Regions from separate parts of the Mus musculus genome. Here all the other regions are linked to region 1. The links are chromatin loops, found by intact Hi-C in ENCODE. Cell type or tissue: gastrocnemius. All regions are shown on one strand.

Evidence for each region. A loop is a pair of places that touch in the nucleus more often than their neighbours do. Peaks named below come from ENCODE experiments on the same cell type or tissue, not always from the same donor. Only the 100,000 strongest peaks of a DNase experiment are listed, where the experiment ranks them.
Region 2: it touches region 1 in a loop (2.5-fold over the local background); 25 of 42 quality-filtered maps call a loop at or near these places.
Region 3: it touches region 1 in a loop (2.4-fold over the local background); 3 of 42 quality-filtered maps call a loop at or near these places.

What each region holds. Positions count from the first base shown.
Region 1 is chr4:138,105,462-138,109,461 of GRCm38, forward strand. All of the region lies in intron 10 of Eif4g3 (eukaryotic translation initiation factor 4 gamma, 3), which reads left to right. Among named protein-coding and RNA genes, the nearest start is that of 1700095J12Rik, 31 kb to the right of the region's middle. In gastrocnemius, a CTCF peak has its summit at 2,491 (motif pointing left); a DNase peak (open chromatin) is centred at 2,482; H3K27ac peaks cover 3,278 bases.
Region 2 is chr4:137,966,684-137,970,683 of GRCm38, forward strand. No RefSeq gene overlaps it. Among named protein-coding and RNA genes, the nearest start is that of Eif4g3, 25 kb to the right of the region's middle. In gastrocnemius, a CTCF peak has its summit at 1,676 (motif pointing right); a DNase peak (open chromatin) is centred at 1,685.
Region 3 is chr4:138,050,501-138,054,500 of GRCm38, forward strand. All of the region lies in intron 3 of Eif4g3 (eukaryotic translation initiation factor 4 gamma, 3), which reads left to right. Among named protein-coding and RNA genes, the nearest start is that of Eif4g3, 59 kb to the left of the region's middle. In gastrocnemius, a CTCF peak has its summit at 2,340 (motif pointing right); no DNase peak of the experiment used is centred here; H3K27ac peaks cover 1,510 bases.

The DNA.
Region 1 (4,000 bases):
CGGTGGGCGCTGGGCACTCACTCATTGACCTCCTCGCTCTCTTCCGTAGCCACTCTGTCCTTTCCTCTCTGTCAGCTGTCCAGAGCCTGAGTATCTCAGGAAGCTTCGACAGACACGGTTCTCTTCCCGAGTTGCTTTCAGGTCCTACTGGCGATGTTTTCTGTGGGTTGGCTTCGCATTCAGAGCACAGATGCTGCCACACTTGCTATTGAGCTGTTCCATGCTATCCAAAGGTGCTTCGTGCCTTGGAAGCCACCCTATTGAGTGAGTAGTTATGAGTCCGCTGTGGAGCCTTAGGATGAAGTGCCGTGGAAGAGGGTGGTGTCACAGTGAGGATGTACGCGTTGTGGCCGGGATGCTTGAGAAGATTGTCCCCGTTAGAGTCTCGTTCAGGACCTACACAGCTGTGCTTCCAAGGCTGCTCTGTGAGTTTAGTCAGGCCTGACTGGTAAAGTATGTGGCTTTGGTCTTAGAAGAAATCGAAGAGTCCCAAGAAGAGCTAGGCTTGAGCAAACTGTGACTTGTGGCATTGAAATTGGTTGCCCAAGTTTGAAGCTTCTTACCTTGTTACTGGGTGACTTCCCAACGTAATCAGTCACCTGTCACCGAGAGCCCAGCAGACAGAAGCACCTGTTTAAGGGGATTGTTTGTTTGTTCTCATGGCTGGAAGGTGAGAGCCCCCAGAGCCGATTTACAAATGAGCATTAGACCAGAGGTAAGGCATGGCAGAGTAGCCAACCGCTGACTTGATTACCGCCACAGAGCCTCAAAGAAGTGCTCTGAGATATTGAGGTCACCAAGAGTAAGCGAGTTCAGTTCAGAGCCCTCGTAAACCTGTGACCTGTTGGCTTGAGTGGGCTGTGTTCCCCTTGGGAGTGATGGTCCTCTCTGTCGCAGTCCCCATTACAGAGAAGAGTATGTGGCCACCTCGGTTAGAGGGTTTCAAGGTTGTTACAGAACTTATTTTTGAAATTGTCTTCTTTAAACATTTTAAGTCTGAATGATTAAGAGTGTGGTTTTGTCTCCAGAATTGATCATGCAATGGGATAGTAGATCGGAAATGACCTACATACATGGTTTATTGACAGCCAGGTATAATTCTAGACATAGTGGCCTCTCGGACGGCCTGGCGGGTGCTGGAGTAGAACTTGCAGTTGGTTGGTGAGGACATGCACACTTTGCACCCTTTAGTCTCTTTGCAAACATCAGTTAAGATAGGGTGTAGTTGACAACTTGAAATTCCCACCTTGAAAATCTGTACCTTTCTGTATTTTAATTCTCTATATGGTGTGTCTGGTTAGGTTTTTTTGTTGTTTTTTTTAAGGATTTATTTTTGATCATGTATATATGTATACATGTATGTGTTTTTATGTGAATGTCTAACATGTGTGTGGATGTCCTTAGAGGCCAGAAGGTGTGTCCCTCTGGAGTTGGAGTTACTCTAGGCTGTTGTCAGCTGCCTGGTGTGGGTGCTGGGAACCTGACTCCATCCTCTGCAAGAACAGTGAGTGCCTTTACTAGTGGAGCTCTCTTGCACCCAGCCCATTCCTGTCTTCGGATCTTGCAAGTGTGACCCTGTGCCTTCCCAGCTCTTCTTCAGTCCTTACCCCCTTCCCTGGGACCACAGGCGCAAGCACAAGTCTTGGTGTCTGTATGGTGGGTGACAACTCAGATAGAGACAGTGATTGCTGTGGAGAGCCTCCAGTCTTGTCTCTTTTGTGTTCTTACATTTGAATCCACCCGTACAAATCTTGGCTCTGTGTATGCGTGGAGTCTGTGGGATGGATCGTAGCTGTTTAATTGATGAGTGTACTTTTCCTCTTAAAGTCAACAGCAGAAGCATTACAGCTTCTGGCTTCATTTCTGGGAGGTCATGGAAGCTGTGCCCATAGACGGCTGAACTTGGTGAAGGGAGATTATATCGTGTCAAAAAATACTGAGTCTGTTCTTTTCCTAAAGGCTGCAGGCTCTGAACATTGGCGCTGAGTTCTCTTTCTAGAAAGCCCTCGGCACAGGGCCTGTAATAGACATTTGAAGTTAGGACACGATCCTGGATCCACCTGTTGTTGTTGTTGTTGTTGTTGTTGTTGTTGTTGTTGTTGTTGTTGTTGTTGGAGACAGGATCTCACACTATAGCTCTGGCTGTCTTTTGTTCTCTAGACCAGGTTGGCCTGAACTCACAGAAAGTGTCTGCCTCTTTGCCTCCTGGGATCTGGTATTAAAGGTGTGGGCTCCCCCAACCCCGCCTGCCAGTCCATCTTGAATGGCTTTCTAGTTTAAGAGCTACTATGAGGACAGCCTTCTCTGTTGGTGTGTTGGGCCAAGCATGTTTTTGTTCTCATGGTGTACCTGCTTTTGTTTCCAGTTAGCAAGAAGTCTGGGTCTTTTTCTGCGCTGTCCAGAATAAAACTGTAGGTGGGTAAGCTGGTTCTGACAGGCTGTTTCCTTGGGTGTTTGAGAGTAGATGGTGCCCTCTAGTGGTAGCAGTCTTTATGTAGGCCTTGAAGTTGGGATTGCTCTGCCCTTAGCAGCAGCAATGTTACAGCTCTGGGCTATAAAGACCTAACCATTCTATCCTTCTCCCTGTACCCAGACTCCACAGTCTCTATCCAGTGGCCTTCAGCAGTGTTTATCCTTCAGGCTCAGCCTCTGCCCTCCCCTGCCATCTTTCTTTTACTTTCTTCTGCCCTGGCTGTTCTTAAACCATCCAGTTTCTTTTTCGTTTGCTGCCAAGCAGCCACTGGCTGCCTTGCCTCTTCTGCTGAGCTCTGCCAACTGATCACCTGCTGTTGACATGCCTACTGACTCTGCCACTGAAGACACTTTGATGTCTATTTTTTTTCTTGTGAGCTCAGCCCATACAGCGGAAAGTAGGCAAGGTACAACTTGTCAAGCCTTTTATTGGACCTAATGTCACAACAACAGGAAGGGTGACACTTGACAGCATCTCTCTGCAGAGTCAGTACTTGAGCCTCAACAGTGTGCGTTTGTATCCAGATGAGAGGTATTTGAGACAATCACAACTCACCTTGCGTGCAAACAAAGGCTGATGTCTATTCCAATCACAGGCTTTCTTCCTTGGGCTTTCTGCTAGGTCAGCAAGTGAGGTGCTCCCCTTGTGTCCCAGATGGTAAGGGCTACAGGGTCACCTGGAGTCCATCATGGTCTGTGCTAGCACAAACTGACAACTGGAGCAGACCTGGTTGGCTGTATGTTCAAGAGCTGGGGCAGACTTTTGTAATTGTGTAGTTTTTTTTCAGGCATCCCTGGAATGTTCCAAATGGCCATTGCTGGCATGCAGCGTGTCTACTGGCTACTGAACTACAGCCCTTCAGTTTAAGGTAGCCAGGATAGCAGTGGCACCCCCACAGCTAGGGGGCATAGGGAATTCCTAGGAAATCTACTTATCCTACCCTTGGTGTCTCTGCCTAATTACCAGGAGTGCTCCCAACGAGAGAGCTCTAACTGCTTATTCCCAAGGGTGACTTTAACTTGTTTTCATGTTCTTTTCTGAAATAAGGGCCCTGGCCCAGACTGATGGCAGTTCTTCTGCCCAGCCTCCTAAGGTTAGAATGGCAGACATGTAGCACTATACTTACAACAAATTGTAGCAGTGCTTTAACCCTGCTTAGCATCTGACCAGACTTCATAGCAGGTGGGATCCCATTACTTAACTCCTTTGAAGTCCCACACAGTTGCTTGTGCGTCCATAGCAAAGCTGACTGCTGGCATCCAGGCTGCCCTTGGTTTATGTTCAGGGTTGTACAGCATAGACTACACAGAGTGGCAGATCATAGAGACCGGGTACTAGTGGGTTAGGTGAGGTTGTATTAGAGAGTCCTGGGAGTTCAAGAATGGGATACAGACAGACCTTACAGAAAGATACCTTACAGAAAAATGTAATGTAGGAATATAACACACACAAGTTAGTAAACAGTTGAGTGCTGTACTTTGCCCCTGCTGTGGTTTCTAAGGCTCTCTTTTAAGGCTGACAGCACAT
Region 2 (4,000 bases), 140 kb before region 1:
CTGGCCTGCAGACGACGGTACTCCTAACAGACCCTCTTCCTAGCAACCAAGAGTACTGACAGTTCTCATCGCCCTGAGTCCCCACTGCTCTTCTCTTCCCTCCTTTTCATAAACAGTCCATCTGTGCCAAGTCAGTAATGCCCCTCTCCCGATGCAAAACCTGAGCCTCCTGCCTGGCTGTTCAGGGTTTTCCCTTGCAGCTGAGGACTGTGGAGAGAACAGAGCTGCGTCAAGAACAACTGGAAAAATGTAAGTGATCTGAAATCCTTAACTGTGTGAGCCAAAGAGCTAGGCAGAGGCATTCCGTGGGAAGGAGAAGGTCTTTTGTTTGTTTGTTTTTAAAGATTTATTTATTATATGTAAGTACACTGTAGCTGTCTTCAGACACCAGAAGAGGGCATCGGACCCCATTGCAGATGGTTGTGAGCCACCATGTGGTTGCTGGGAATTGAACTCAGGACCTCTGGAAGAACAGTCAGTGCTCTTAACCACGGAGCCATCTCTCCAGCCCGGGAAGGAGAAGTTAAGGAAGTCTTTAAATGCCTCACAGACCTCACTTCAGAAATGGCCCAAGGACAAATAACTTCAGAAGACAACTGTGCTTCAGTGAAGATGAGAATCCGTGCAGAGACATGTTCTACCCATGCACAGAAAGGTCCGTGCTATAAATGCTTGTAATTCCACTGTACTCACAACCCAGATCCCAACATCACTGTCTGTGGATGGGTGTGGTGCAGGGCATCTCCTCCCTGTCGTGCATTACAGCCACCAAGATACATTGTTACAGCCACAATGGTTACACTGTTACAGCCACCATGGTTACATTGTTACAGCCACCATGGTTACATTGTTATCTTAAGCAGAATGCATTAAGCTGATTGCTGTTAATGAGAAGATGCACAGCAGTACCCAAGACTATTTTCATTTTTGTTTTGTTTTGTTCTGTGTCTTTAAGACGGAATTTCATGTAGCCCAGGCTGGTCTTGAACTTTCGGTGTAGCCGAGGATAACCCTAAACTTCTGATCCTCCTGCCTCCACCTCCCAAGAGTGGAGATTACAGGTGTGCACCACCACATCGAGTTTATGGTGTGCAGGGGATGGAACCTAGGACCCTCATGCTGAAATGTGTGTCCCCTGTCCCTCCCAGGTGAGCATGTCATGTGATGCCTAAGACAGGTAACTATGTCACACCTGAGACAGTGGTACCAAGTAAGGAAGTGCAGTTTGATCATGTGATGAATGTGTATCTGGGAGAGAAGCTACACATGGTACACACATGCACGCAGGCACTCACATGGAGTCATAAATTAAAACAAAATAAATCTTAAAAACAAACAAAATAAAGACCAAACATGGTGGTATAGGCCTTTAAGGAGGTGTTAGGCGTTTTGTTTAGAGGCAAGGTCTCATATAGCCATGGCTGCCTGGAACTTTATTATATAGACCAGGCTGACCTCAAGCCCCAGAGATCCATCTGCCTCTGTCCCGGAGCCAGAGACTAATAGGGCACAACCCATAGCTGACCTAGTACGGAAGCATGACACACCTGGGGTATCAAGGAGCCCATGCCTAGGCTCCCATCATTTCCATGTATTTGCCCAGAACCTGGGTACATCCCTGGTTCTACAAAGGGCGTGGGCTGGCTCAAGCAGTTTCACATGGCAGTGTTACGTTACGACCACTAGGTGGCACCAGAACACAAGGGACTCAGCCCTGGATCCACATCCTGTCGCTTGATCTCCTGAGGCCAAAGAGCCCAGAGTTCTTCAGGTGAGAGAGCTGCTGGGGCTGACAAGACCCACCCCCTAGTCCTTAGACATTAGAAGGCAAACAGACCGTTAAGAAATCCTGAACTGGCCGGGTGTGGTGGCGCTCGCCTTTAATCCCAGCACTTGGGAGGCAGAGGCAGGTGGATTTCTGAGTTTGAGGCCAGCCTGCTCTACAAAGTGAGTTCCAGGATAGCCAGAGCTACACAGAGAAACCCTGTCTCAAATAGATAGATAGATAGATAGATAGATAGATAGATAGATAGATAGATAGATAGATAGATAGATAGATAGATAGATAGATAGATAGATAGATTAAAACAAAAAGCAAAAAAAAAAAAAAAACGGTTAAGAGCACTGACAGCTTTTCCAAAGGTCCTGAGTTCAAACCCCAGCAACCACATGGTGGCTCACAACCATCTGCCATGAGATCTGATGCCCTCTTCTGGTGTGTCTGAAGACAGCTACAGTGTACTTACATATAATAAATAAATAAATCTTTTTAAAAAAATAAGAGCACATGTTCTTCCTCCTCAGGCTCCTGGGCTCTCTCTATGTAGTCCAGGCTGCCCTGGAACTCACTATATAGCCCAGACTGCCCTCAATTTTGTGGTGACCTTTCTGTTTCTACCTTTCCAGTGCTCAGATGGCAGGCAACACCATAATGGCTTTTTACTTATTTTTTTTTTATTTTGTTTCGTTTTTTGAGTCAGGGTCTCATATATCCCAAGCTAGCCTTGAACTTAATATGTAACCAAGAATGGTCTTGAATTTCTGATTCTCCTGACTCCACCTACTGAGTAGTAGACATATATATGTGTGTGTATATATATATGTATATATAGATATACATATATTGTACATATAAATATATGTATAACATAATAAACAATATATTAAATGTTTAAATATTTATATTCATTTAAAATGAATTCATTTAAAATGTTTATGTATTATACCACCTTGATTTTATCTATTTTCTTGGTTGTCTGTTTCTTAGGGTTACTATTGCTGTGATGTAACACTTTGACCAAAGCGACTGGGGAGGCAAGGGCTTTTTTGGTTTATGCTTTCACATCACTGCTCATCAATGAAGGAAGTCAGGACTGGCACTGAAGCAGGGAGGAGCCTGGAGGCAGGAGCTGATGCAGAGGCCGTGGAAGGATGCTGCTCACTGGCTTGCTCTGCATGGCTTGTGCAGCCTGTTTTCTTTTCTTTTTTTGGGGGGGGGTGTTTTTTGTTTGTTTGCTTGTTTTTTTCAAGACAGGGTTTCTCTGTGTAGCCCTGGTTGATCTGGAACTCACTTTGTAGACTAGGCTGGCCTGGAACTCAGAGATCCACCTGCCTCTGCCTCCCGAGGGCTGGGATTAAAGGCAGGTGCCAGACACCACTTATAGCCCCCATTTTAAAAATAGAACCTCTTGCCAGGCAGTGGTGGTGCCCACCTTTAGTCCCAGCCCTTGGGAGGCAGAGTCAGGTGGATTTCTGAGTTTGGGTCCAGCCTGGTCTACAGAGTGAGTTCCAGGACAGACAGGGCTATACAGAAAATCACACACACACACACACACACACACAGCTCATTATGTGTCCCTTGATTTCCCTATTTAGCATAAGCAGGCCTTGAACTCACAATCCTCCTGCCTCAGGTCCCTACCCAATTAGTGCTGGGATTACAGATGTTTCCACACCTAGCAATTTCCTCCTCCTCACAAGCTTCAGCTCTTTCATCAGAAAACAAAAAACAAAAACAAAAACAAAAACAAAACCCCACCACCAGCAAAAAGCAGGTTAGATGTGACTAGACACCAGCAGGAACTCTTTCTAGCCCGGACTGGCAGGATGCCTCTCTCTCTCTCTCTCTCTCTCTCTCTCTCTCTCTCTCTCTGTTTCTGTCTCTCTTTGAGACAAGGTTTCTCTGTGCAGCCCTGATTGTCCTGGAATTCGATCTGTAGACCAGGCTGGCCTCGAACTCAGAAATCCGCCTGCCTCTGCCTCCCTAGTGCCAGGATTAAAGGCTTGCCCCACGACGACACAGGGCTTTCTTTTTCTTCTTTATCCATCATTTATTCATTCTTTCAACAGTGATGTATCGCTTTATTCCAGGTGCAGGAAACAAGCCAGACATACAGCAAAGCAGGTGTCAGTCCCAGGGAGGCGAGCCTGTTTATTCAAAAGCCACCTTCTTCTTTCCCTCCAGTCATCAATCCTTGCAGGTTATTTCACATTTAGAATA
Region 3 (4,000 bases), 55 kb before region 1:
GAAAGATCTTGTTTCCACGATTTTTCCTATAGCCGCTGCATATTGAGTAGGTAGGCTGGCAGTGGTAGTCCTACTGCCGAGGGACGTGAACTTGCTCCGTCAGGTCTTGGAGCATCCAGCCACGTGGAAGTTGGCTTGCCTGTGCTGTCTCCCCATCGAATAACTGTCCATTGCTTTTAACCCAGTTGGGGCAGTGGTTTGTTGGCACCGTTTGCTGAGCTGAAGCTTACGTGCAGTGCACCTTAGGAAGGGCAGGCATGAGAACCCAGGAAACACTCAGTGAGAACCCGGAGACTCTTAGTGCGTGTGTCTTAGACAGGCCTCAAACTCAGGGCAGCCTTCCGGTCTCAGCCTGCTGTCTTGGGCCTCTTTATAACCCACTTACACACTCACACTCTCTCACTCCCCTCCCCCCTTTCTGAGTGTGTGTGTGTGTTCATTCCATGTGCGTGCACACGCATGTTTGTGTGCTGAAAGTGCCCGGACTGAACCTGTGTTTGAGCTTGTTGAAAGCAACTGTTGCTTTTTCCTTTTTTGTTTAGTTAGTTTGTTTTTAAGATATGTTCTTTATATGATATAGCGCTGGCTGCCCTGGAACTCACTATAGAGCAGAGAGCTGGGGTTATAGCATGTATAACTGTTCTCAGTTCCTACCTTGTCGTTTGAGAAGGTCTCTCATTTGAGCCCAGGACTCACTGTTTGGCCTTGACTGGCTGGCCAGGAAACTCTTGGAGTGCCTGTTTTTGTGCTGCCTATGTTGGCTTCAGATGTGTGCCAGCATGCACTGCATTTATGTGGGTACTGGGGATCCAAACTCGGGTCTCGTGATTGCACGCTCTCCACCAATCGTGATTACTGTCTCTGTAGAGTACTCTGTCCCTGCACCTCGGGACTCAGAGTCTCAGTATTAACAATCTAGATCTGCTTTTCTGCCTGTCTTTGTAACTGCTAATTAATGACATTTATGAAAGTTTACATTCTTTGTTAATATTTAATGTGGCTTTCTCATTAAATGTTAAATCAGAGAGCTAATTAAAATATTATTTAATATGGATTTGCTTGATTTTTCCTCTTTCAGAAGAAGGATTAACCATGGAGATGTGAAGGCGTGCTCTCTCTGCTGGTAAATGCCAGCTAGGAATGGCTTTCAGCTCTCAAGCAGGAGTAGGGAGAATCTGCGCCAGGGCGCTTTGCTTTGGTAGAATGCTGCTTTAGCCTGTGGAATATTCCACCCCCTGCGCCATTTTATAAAGTGTCCCGAGAATCATTGCTCAGAGGCAGAGCAGCTCCATGGAGCAGTAGCGGTCAGACAGGGCCTCGAAGTTGGATGACGGTTAGTGCCGTGCCAAATGAAGGTGCATTATCTGGGCAATAGTTGTATCATCATCAGCTAGGGGCAGGATGGAGGGACCATCTTTAACTGTAATTGGGACCTTGCTTTTGTGAACATGTCTTGCTACTGGGACTCTGCCAGCCCATTGTGTTTCCTGTGACGCTAGATCCCAGTTCATGGTTGAGCCCTTGCTTAGTGGCTGGCTCTGAGGTAGGGCCCGAACACTCAAGGCTGAGTATGTATGTAGGTGTGAACTATTTGTGTGACTGTTCCAATCCCATATAGAACTTTCTATAGAAGGGCATTTTATTTCTTTAGTTTTTACAGATTCTAAATATCCATTAGATATGTTAATTTTTAGACCTGTAAAACCACTGGTACAATTTTGTTTTATTTTGACACAGGGTTTCTCTGTGTAGCTCTCTGTGTAGCTGTCCTGGAACTCAATTTGTAGACTATGTTGGCCTCAAACTCACAGAGATCCACTTGCCTTTACCTCCTGAGTGCTGAGGTTAAAGGCGTGTGCCACCACTTACATAGCGTGCATTTTTATTCTTTCAAGATGAATTTTTATTTTATTTTTTAAAGATTTATTTATTTTATGCATGTGAGTACACTGTAGCTGAACAGATGGTTGTGAGCCTTCATGTGGTTGTTGGGAATTGAATTTTTAGGACCTCTGCTCATTCTGGTTAACTCTGCTCACTCAGTCTCTGCTTGCTCAGGCCCAAAGATTTATTTATTATTATACATAAGTACACTGTAGCTGACTTCAGATGCACCAAAAGAGGGTGTCATATCTCATTACGGGTGGTTGTGAGCCACCATGGGATTTGAAATCAGCACCTTTGGAAGAGCAGTCAGTGCTCTTAACAACTGAGCCATCTTGCCAGCCCCTCAAAATGAATTTTTAAAAAATATATATGTATGCATGGGTCTATGTGTCTGAGCCATGTGTATGGCCTGATCTGCGGAGGCCAGAAGAGGGCATTAGATCCCCTGTAACTCAAGTGGTTGTGAGCTTCCCTAACATGAATGCTGGGAACAGAATTTGGGTCCCTCTGGAATGAAAAGAATAACAAGTATTCTTAACCTCCAGACTATTTTTTCAGCTCCTCCATTCTTATTTCTTTGTTTAATTTGCTTCTTGACCCAGGTCCCTGTAGTCCTGGCTATCCTGGAGCTTGCTGTATAAACCACTGTGGCCACAAGCTCCCAGAGATGTTCCTGCCTCTCCCTCCCATACTGGAACTAAAGCTGTTCATCATCACATTCCTTTCAATAAGCGTTTCTTTAATAATATAACTTGGAAGCCATATGAAATAATTATTTAAGCTCCCTTAAACTTTGAAAGTCCTGTTCAGAGAGATGTGTGTGTGTCTGCCTCCCATGAAGTTTATACACATGCACATGCGCACACATGTGAAAGAGGCATAGTATTGAAATGTATGATTCTGATAGGTTCTGGCTTTTGGAAGAGAAATTATTACAGTGTATCTGGACGTTGGTCATCTGGCGTGCTAATTGTGTTCTTGTACAAGGTGCATCATCCCAGCAGGAAATGTTTGGCCCAGACAGGGTTTGTTGGGCATGATTCTTTCCTCCTGTTTGTTTCTTTGTTTGTTTTTAAAGAAGGGACCCACTAAGTAGACCTGGATAGCCTGGAACTTGTTAGGTAGACTAGGCTGGCCTTGAACTTGCTGAGATCTGTCTGTCTCTAACTCCCAAGTGCTGGGATTAACAGGCATGCGTTCTCTTCGCCACCTGGGCGCCTCCTGTCATGCCCTGGGTGGGTTCCATAGAAGAAAAAGAAGAGGAGGAGGAAGTAGAAAAGGGGGTTCTCTTCCTCTACTTAGACCTGACTGGAAACACAGAACACCTCACAGCAGGGAAGAACAGTGGAGAGACTTGGAAAAGAGAAATAGTTTTGACGTCTGCTGAAAATAAAAGCTGGCAACACTTAACAAAAGCTGACTCCTGTCCCAGATGACACAGATAGCTCATGTGTGTCCTGCCATAGTCTGCTTGTGTCATGTTTGAAGTACCCGCTTCGAGGTACTGTGCCTTTAAACTGCTTATCCTAAAGGGAAGGAGAGAATGGAGTTCTGGTAGAAGGACGCCAACAGTGCCCTTCCATTGTTTTGAGGTTAGCAAAATATGGATGCCCAGCCATGGAGGCACACTGTGGAGTTGAGGAAACAATCTCTTGAGATGCGATTTAGCTTGAAATTGTGCACAAGACAGAAACTATATAATTGAAAAGGGTACATAGGCTTGTGGCATTGGAACATAATAGGGGACTTAAAAAACAATGAAATAGTATGTTGTTTGGATTTTGGCGTGAATTGTAAGAGTGAAGTTGTAGCTTCAGTGCATGCTGATAGTGTACCCGACTGCTCTTCCGCAGGTCCTGAGTTCAATTCCCAGCAACCACATGGTGGCTCACAACCATCGGTAATAAGATCTGATGCCCTCTTCTGGTGCGTCTGAAGTCAGCTACAGTATACTTTTTTTTTTAAAGATTTATTTATTAATATATGTAAGTACACTGTAGCTGTCTTCAGACACTCCAGAAGAGGGAGTCAGATCTCATTACGGATGGTTGTGAGCCACCATGTGGTTGCTGGGATTTGAACTCTGGACCTTTGGGAGAGCAGTCGGGTGCTC